2 separate regions of the Homo sapiens genome follow, and region 1 is linked to region 2. A link is a loop called in an ENCODE intact Hi-C map of the cell type or tissue named here. Cell type or tissue: ascending aorta. All regions are shown on one strand. Each heading gives the region's core, and the rest is flanking DNA. Links, peaks and the distances in the headings are about the cores only. Region 1 overlaps APBB2 (amyloid beta precursor protein binding family B member 2). Region 2 has its middle 110 kb from the start of UCHL1.

Region 1 (4,392 bases), core at 312-4,311, 450 kb before region 2:
TTGTCCCCACTGGTTATTCCTTTGGCTTAAAGGCACAGTGGCCTCCAGGCCAATCCTTCATCCACTAAGGACTCATCACCATGGGCTCCCCCCACCCTCCCAATCTACCTGCTTCCCTCTCTCATCTCGTACTCAGTGTCACCTTCTGGGAAGCCTCCCTGATTACTTAAAGCTGCTACTCCTCCTGGCACTCGCTCACACTCTTCCCTGCTGTTTTTCTCCATAGTAAGTCTTTTCACCTGATGTACTTTTATTCCACTTGTGTGGTTCTCTCTCCACACCCTGGAATGTACGTTACACAAAGGCAGGGACTTGGTCTGCAGTATCCTCAGCCCCGGAGCGCAGAGCCTGATCCTAGTGAGTGTTAAATGAATGTATATCTGCGAAGTTGGCCTTAAAACAATACCTGGTACTCAGTAAAAGTTACTGATAACTATCTTCAGGGCTAATTTCACTTTTCACTGTTGTTTTCTAAGAAAGGTTTTACTGTACCAGTCACCAAGAAATGAAAAGTCTGCAACTTTTTGCAAAGTGTCTGAAATGAACTCAGTGAGTTCATAACGTGCAAAGACCTACAAAGACTTCAATTAAAAGCACGGCTGTTCCCAACCCCAGAGAGAAGATTTATGAAGTCTGAGCTCTCCAGGCTGACTCCTGGGATTCTGCACTGTGCTCTCGGGGGAGGAGCATTTAACCACAGCATGGAGACCCAGAACACAAGGGCTCTGGGACCCCGGAACCCGGCCATCTCATTTCACGAATGAGTAAATCCAAGTCCTGAGAGCATTAGCCAGAGTTGTGACTAATAAGAAGGAAGCTCTGCCTTGAGGGAGTGGAGCTGGCACTGCAGGGTCCTGGGCCCTGTGTGAGTGAAGTCTGTCTTTAAAGAGTTTCTTTGGTAACTGCCCAACACTCAGGGAAATGGTCCCTGACCGACTGGAACTCAGTGTGTAATGCAAAGGTGAAGTAAATACAAAGAAACTCTCTGCCAAGATAGGCATGGTAATTGCAGAAGAGAAAACATTTTAGGTAGTTGTTCTAAAGAATTTGCTGTAAATTAGATATGATGAATTCCTACGGGGAGGAATGTATGTGCACAGAGCTGAGACATGAAAAAGGAGACCACAGTCAGCCACAGACTGGAATTAAGGCTAGAAACCTAACCCCAGAGCTGAGAAGGTATCTGAGGAGGAGACATCTCTCAGGCTAGACCTGAAGACAGACAGACAGACAGACAGACAGAATGAAGTGCTCCCTTGTGGCTTCTGCTCACAAGAAGGCAAAAAGTGGATGCTGTCATTGGCAAGCCTGTTCCAGAAGCATGTGTCATGTTCCTAAGATAGTCACTTCCCACCCGTTCTGCACATGGAGATTGGCAACTGTTCCTCAGTATTGGCTGAGCTGCGATTTTCAAAATGCAAGAAGATATGTTTCCCTTTGAAAGAAACAATTTGGCCCATGTAGACTTATGTGGTTGGATTTTGTTCCAAGTAGGTAACATACCCGTGTCTCTGTGCAATCATGTCTTACCCTGTGTGTACGTGGCCACCAGGAAAGACAGACAGGGAGAAACTGAAGGAAGCCCAGGAGGTCCAGAAACTAGAAACTATTCTGAGAGCGAGCATGACTGACCGACCCTGGTGATCACACAAAAACAAGGAGGGACCCAGAGGATGTTGCGAGGCAATGGATTCCCAAAATTCCAAGAGAAGCAACCGCAGGTGAGATCCTGTTGTGAAGCCTTGAGATGGTGACGGGGCAGAAGTATGCAGTGAACGGGAGACCTGAGTGTGGAGTCTGTGGTGGGGAAGGTCAGAGGGAAGAGGGGAGGACTTCGTATCATGCAGCCTACACAGCCTGCAGGCCATGATACCACGTCCCTGGGCTCTGCTGCACCGCAGACTTCTGCAGGCTTCCTCAAGTGGCCAGGGCTCTCACTCAGGGTCAAGTCAGGGCGGCAACTCCTGTGCTGTGTTGACTGCGGCTCATTACTGCCACCTGTGGGACAACTGGGACTGTCTTCTGAATGGACCTGGGGTGGGTCTAGTGATTTGAGGCCCTGCAGAAGTTTATTGATCCCAAATCTGAACTCCAACTGCAGATGGTAGCTCATCTCTTCACCTTCATATTCTGCTATTCTCTAAGTGAACTCCAGCTCCCCAGCTAGCCCCAGAACCTGGCTTTTAGAGCTGAACTCCAAGATTTCTTGTCTTCAGCTTGATGGATGAGGCCCATCAAAGAAAGGGAAGTGACTTGCCCAAGGTCTCCCGGGCTGGAAGCAGCAGAGACGGGTGAACAGTGGGGTCCTCTGTCCACAGTACTCATCCCACCACCTGCTACGGTCCCCTGACAAGCCACTGAGGTCAGGGTCCCCATGTGTATTTTTTTCATATCCCACAATACCTAGGTAAGTGCTAAGCAGATAACCAGTACTTAAGATCTCTCAATGAATTTTTTTCATCCAATGAGAAAATTTAGACTATCCAGAGAAAAAAACACCAAAAATAATTAAAGCAACATGAGTTCTGTGAATTATAAAGGTAGAGGGAGTTGAGGTCAATTTTATCAGAGAGGGAATGGGTTATCTTAAAGTATTTGAATGAGTTGGGAAAATATCAACCAAGAGTTGCCCTTCTACAGGATATCAAAGAAGTAGAAGCTTTGGAATGATGAGGAGTATTTGCAGAACAGTAATGGTGAACTTCTTAAGAAAAAGAGATGTTAAAACAAGGAATCCTCTACCAAGGGTGCTGTGTGCTTTTTATCCACAGGGCAAAGGTTTAAAAACAGAGTGATCAGTTAACTCTCCCTATGAACCTTCTTGTTTTAACAGAGATGAATGGACCAGAGACTCAGGTTTATTCTGTATCTAGGTTATAATTCCACATGCAAAACGCAATCTCTGTGAAACTTATTCCATGACAATGCAATACAGCTTCCCATTTCTCACATTGCTTTTGAAGGAGAGGATGGCAGTTCACACTTTAGCACATAAAACAGAACACAATATTATGAATATTTTCACTTATTTACAATGTGACGTATCCCAGTGCTGGCCAAACCACTCTATCATAATTCTATGCAGCTTAATCTAGTGGGAAAGGGACTAGCTTGAACTAGCACATCCCCACACTGGCTAGTACACAGTTACTGAGCACTGGCCAAGCTCATCTCTACAGACATCTTTCAAAGAGAGAGGCCCACAAAGAACTCCATAGGAATGTGAAGGTGTTTTGCAGGCAATGCCACACCAACACATGCTTGAGTGCCACTGGGGAACCTCTGAGCTATCTGTGTCAATTTTGTCCCCAGTATTAACTTTTTAAGTTAAAAGATTTGGGGGAAAATGTTTTATAGGCACTACACTATTTACCCACAGCCTATCTCTTGGACAGTAAGAGTGCTTTAATGCCGTTAATGGCAGCAGGCCAGATTCTGTGGCAATCCCCATTTTTGGCAGTCCTTGTCACTCTCTCAATAACAACACGAACACTGGGGGGAGAAGCAGCAGAGGAACTCAAGGAGCATGCAAAGGAGCTATGTTTTCCTGTAAAATGGGGGCAGCTTTCTTTCTTTTTCCTTCCTTCCTTCCTTCTTTCGGACGACTTCCTTCCTTCCTTCCTTCCTCCCTCCCTCCCTCCCTCCTTCCTTATTTTTTCTCTGTTTTTTTTTTTGTTTGTTTGTTTTTGTTTTTTTTAACAGAGACAGGGTCTCACTATGTTCAGGCAGGTCTCAAACTCCTGGGCTCAAGCAATGCTCCCACCTCGGCCTCCCAGAGTGCTGGGATTACAGGCATAAGCCACCATGCCTGGCTGCAATTTCCATTTTTACATTTATATAGAGCCTTGAGGTGAGTTTCTTTTTCTTTTTCTTTTTTAGCTAGTATAAAACCCCTGTGACTAAAGCTGAAGTCTTTTCAAGCAGGCCTCTGGAGGTTGAGAACAGACTGGGCTTTCACCAGGGGTACAAGGAAAGGAAGGCTGGTAAGATAAACTCAAGAGGCATCCTTTCCATTGTGGCTGAACCACTAAATAAGTCTGAACTGGCAAGTGCTTTACGTAAATGTGCTCCAGAGTAAAGAAAAAGGGACAGTAATTCATTCTACGTTAAGTAAAAAATCTACACAGGCACGCACATGCACTTACTAAATATAACCAGTGAAAAATTGTTTCAAGGCTTGTTTTGTCCATAAGAGGAGGCGACAAACACCCCCATTAACATATAGGAACTTCTTTACACATGTCCTCACGGTCACCTATCTGGAAGTTACGTGAAAACTTTCTCACATCATCAGGTGCATTTCTCACGTCATCAGGTGCTATCTACATTTTAATGCATCCTCATTAATAACCAGTTTATTGCCAGACATTTCCCACTTTAAATTTCTCTGGA
Region 2 (4,392 bases), core at 82-4,081:
TGTGGCTGTTGGAGGCTGCAGCTTGGCCTCCTGGTCAGTGTAAGTTAGGGACTGCCCCACCCATTCACCCCTAGATAGCCCATTAGGAGGCCATGGAGGAATACACCTGCACTTGCTTTTAAAATCAAGGTCGGCTAGGTGCGGTGGCTCACGCCTGTAATCCCAGCACTATGGGAGGCCAAGGCTGGTGGATCATGAGGTTTGGAGATCCAGACCATTCTGGCTAACACAGTGAAACCCTGTCTCTACTAAAAATCCAAAAAAAAAAAAAAAAAAAAAAGGAAAGAAAAATCATCCGGGCGTGGTGGCAGGCACCTGTAGTCCCAGCTACTCGGAACGCTGAAACAGGAGAATGGTGTGAACCTGGGAGGCGGAACTTGCAGTGAGCCAAAATCGCGCCACTGCACTCCAGCCTGGGCGGCAGTGCGAGACTCCATCATAAAAAAAAAAAAAAAAAAAAGAAATCAAGGTCAAGAACAGAAGGACTTGTAGCTTTTTCATTTCCATGACTGAAAACTGTTAAAAAAAATTCCTCAGCCTTATTTTTTTGCCAAGTATGTTCACCAAATGGGTCTGCACCAAGTGAGGAACTGAAGTTATATTTATTGCAATGAGTACATAGCTATCTTTTTCTCCCCTCAGAAGTGTTTAAAAAATATTTTGAACAATTATTTTATTTTAATTGAATATCTTATTCCAATTGAAATGGAATGAAAGCGACAATAAGCTCAGTCAAATTGTTAAAATATGAAAATAATTATTTGGGAGACTTGGCTATCACTCATTTGTAAGTTTGCTTCAGTATAAACAGTGGCAAAAATAAGCATTAATATTTTAATGTGTGAAAGTGTGCTTTCAAAAATTATTTCCTGAAAAGTGTTTACTGAGCTCCAACAATGTGCAGCATAGTGTTAGGCATGGTGTTAGGTAATGAACAAAATAAACATACTTCCTGCCCTCATGAAATATACAATGTGGCAGGGGGACAGAGAGATTAAACAATACATATATAATTACGATTTGGAATACATACTATGAAGACAAAGAATGGGGCAGGGGGGATTAAGAGAAAAGCACTCTTTAAAAAGACAAGGATTCTTAGTGAAAATAAGATTTAAGCTAAGACCACGGAAGAATTCTAAGCAGGAGAATTTGATTGATGATGATTTATTGAGAAAAGGGCTTGCGTTGGATGCTACACATACTTTTATTATGATTGTGTTTTGAAACAAGGTAGGGTAGAAACACTCTTAAATTTCTCTAGGTCTATTGAAGGTAGATATGTGTTGGTGGTAGGGCAGGGGGTGAAGGTACCTGCCTCGGAAGTTCTTGAATATTCCTTGCAGGCCACTCAGAGTTTGCATGATGATCCACTGTCCATTTTACATCTGAGGCACAGATAAGAACTCTTCTAAGAAAAATGCGGAGAGGACTTTGGGATTTGTGTTTGAGCCTAGACTCTGGATTAAAATTCTTGGACAAAATAGAGGCTGTAGAGGCTGTACTCCACTCTTAGCAGGAAGGGGCTGCGGGAAACCTGCTTGCTTTTCAGTGAGGGAAGAGAGCCATTTTGTGTGAGACTTAGGGTGGTGACCCACAGATGTCTTCTCATTTGGGAACTTTTCCCAAATTCTTCCAAAAGAGGGGGCTTTATAAACTACTAAAGCCAGGTGCCCTTTGGGATCCTCATAAATTGTAAACCCTGGAGGTCCTTGACTGAGATTCCTTTCAACACTTGAACTACCATTCTTAGACCCCCTCCCCCATCTTCCCAGTCTAACATGGCTGCTGGAGAGTCGTGATCACATCACCTTTCCAGGAAGCTGGATGGAGGCAAGGAAAGTGAAGAGTGCATCCTTCCCATATAAGGTGGCTTCTGGGAAACCCTTTCTGACATACTGGCTACTATTTTATTGCCCAGAACTTCAGGAACATGGCCCTTTCTGTATATAGGAGAGACTCTGGAGAAGGATCTTTTACCCCAGGCAGGAGTAATGCTCAGATAATATTCTTGAGTTGTATTCCTCAGGAAAAAGGGGAGAATGGCTATTGGGGTAGCCACAACCTGGAATGCCCCTTCTCCACTTCTCCAGGGACAAATCCTTTCAAGATAGAGCTTAAACCCGACTGCCTCTGCAGCATGGTCCCTGATTCCTCTAAGCTCATTAATCCTTCCCTTCTTTGTACACACCTGAGCCTCAGTTTTTGCCTTTTTTTTAGAAAAGTTGCTGTATTTTACTATCACGAATTTTTTTTGTGTGTGTGTGTGGTGGGGGGATTTGCCTCCTTTGGTGAACCCCAGAGCCCTGTGGCCAAGGACTGCGTCTTAGTCATCACCCTGTTCCCTCCTTGTTTCAGCCAGGCTGTTCCTCACTAGGGCCTCACAGCCACATTTCCCCACTGCCTGAGCGCTTTCTCAGTGAGTCTGTGCCCAGCTACGGTTGCCTGATTGGCACTTGGACTTGGCTGTGGCAGAGAAAATAGACTCTGTTGCTGCCCTGACAGGAAGCAAAGTGTGTGTGTGTGTGTGTGTTTTGTAGTGATTAAAAAAAGCAGTTTACCCAATAGTTGCCTGGAGACAGTCAGTGATTGGACACTCGGAGGGTGATTTCTCTGTTGGCCCTTGGGTGAAGATATTCTTTAGGGTGCTAACCCTCCCCTCAAGTTAGACTGGGTCAGGGCTCGTTGGAGTTCCTGGCTGCAAGGCGGGAGAGCAGACATCTCTTTTCTTTAAATAAACATGCCCCCAGCATTCGGCCTTAGGGCTCTCACCTTCTCTTTCTTTCCCTAAGTCAAAGCAAACCTCTCTTTCACCTGTTATAGAAGTCTAGCTAATTCCCACTTCTTAGGATGAGGGAAAGATAGAGCACTTCCAATGATAGTGAATCTAAAAAGAAATGGAAGAATTTTTATTATAGTGGTCACCTGTATGAGTTCTTATTAGACAGGTATTTTTAAAGGAAAAAAACCCAAAATAACTGACTAGTAGCTGGTATCCATGGTATCAATAAATGGCCACGGCTGTGACTGTTAATTGTCATGACCCAATGGGAGCACTGAGAAATAGCATCCCCTCTTCTTTTCCTATGGAAAATTAAAAAAAAAGTTGCCTGTGGAGCTGAATGTTGTCATCAGCCAACAGATGAGGTTGCCACCTTTTTCCCTAAGGGACCATGCAAGATGTCATAAATAGGAGGGGCCAGTGACAAGTAGAAGCCTGATTCATTATGCTGTTAGAGTTGACAGAGTGTGATAATAGTGATAAAAATGGCTAGTTCAGTGCCAAATAAAAATAACAGCAAACACACTTCTGGAACACTTACCATGTACAAGCGGTAGTCTAGGAGCTTGCTTGAGTGGTAGTGTAGGTGCTTGCATGAGGTGGTATATTGTGTATAGAACAAACACCCAGCACAGTGCCTGATATATAAGATACTTCTCAAGCAAGCACTGTTTATGGCCGTTTTACAGATGGGAAAATGGAAGCACGGAAATGGTAAGTGATATGCTTGAAGCCACACAGATAATCAGTGGCAGAGCTGGGATTTGAACCCAGGCAAACTGGTTCCAGAGCTTGGACTGGTGACTGCTGTGTCCCGCTGCCTTATCCTTAACAGCTGCTCCGTATATATTTACTTATTGGAAAAAGTACCTTTGCAGAGTTAGTATTTGGGACCCTTTAGAAGTAAAAGCGAAACTTCTAAAAAGATCATGGTCCCAAGTAACTACCTAACCAAGCAGGTGACCTGCCTCTCTCCTTCTCTCTCTTCATTCCCTTAATGGTTCAATATGCTGTTTATTGAGCATCTTCTATATACATAGCACCGTTAGTTGCGAGGAAACAATTTCATCCATATGGCTCCCAAGCACATTCTCTGAAACTGGAACCCTTTCAATATGTTTTAAAAGATAATTGTCAGTAGGGTGGTTAGGACCATGATGAAAAATCATTACAGGAGCCCAATGAACCATCATCAGTGGGTGGAACCATTTTTACTCCCTTTCACTTCACGTCTATTTCCCCAGTCTTTTTCTCCTTGATTGGAACCTGACTCCCCCACTGGATTCAAATAGTCCTTGATGCTGAGATCCAGACTGGAATGATTATAAACAAGGGGAAGGAAAATGTGGATTTAGGGTGCCTCCCTGCCAGGCACCGTTAGTTCTTTGCGTATGGTATTCTGTTTAGTCTTTGTGTAACACAGGTATCTGCTGCCCCCGTCCCAGTTTGAAGTTCTCTACTGTGCCTGTTTCAATAAATTTCACCCATGTTAAGACTGGCAGGCCTGATCCCACGTAGCTCCTGAGTCCCCACATAGTGCCCACATGATAGTTCTTCTTTTGGCCTCATCTGGCACCTCCCAACAGCAGCTCCACTCTTAGACCTCTCAT

The links. Hi-C counts contacts between places; a loop is a spot of excess contacts. Peaks named below come from ENCODE experiments on the same cell type or tissue, not always from the same donor. Only the 100,000 strongest peaks of a DNase experiment are listed, where the experiment ranks them.
Region 1: a loop joins it to region 2, with 2.7 times the contacts of the local background. A loop is called at or near these places in 1 of 110 quality-filtered maps.

What each region holds. Positions count from the first base shown.
Region 1 is chr4:40,915,097-40,919,488 of GRCh38, forward strand. All of the region lies in intron 10 of APBB2 (amyloid beta precursor protein binding family B member 2), which reads right to left. Among named protein-coding and RNA genes, the nearest start is that of NSUN7, 170 kb to the left of the region's middle. In ascending aorta, for the core only: a CTCF peak has its summit at 2,009 (motif pointing left); DNase peaks (open chromatin) are centred at 781, 1,345, 1,945 and 3,435; H3K4me3 peaks cover 1,467 bases; H3K27ac peaks cover 3,944 bases.
Region 2 is chr4:41,367,427-41,371,818 of GRCh38, forward strand. It overlaps a transcript of LIMCH1 not described here. Among named protein-coding and RNA genes, the nearest start is that of UCHL1, 110 kb to the left of the region's middle. In ascending aorta, for the core only: no CTCF peak of the experiment used is centred there; a DNase peak (open chromatin) is centred at 2,405; H3K27ac peaks cover 2,795 bases.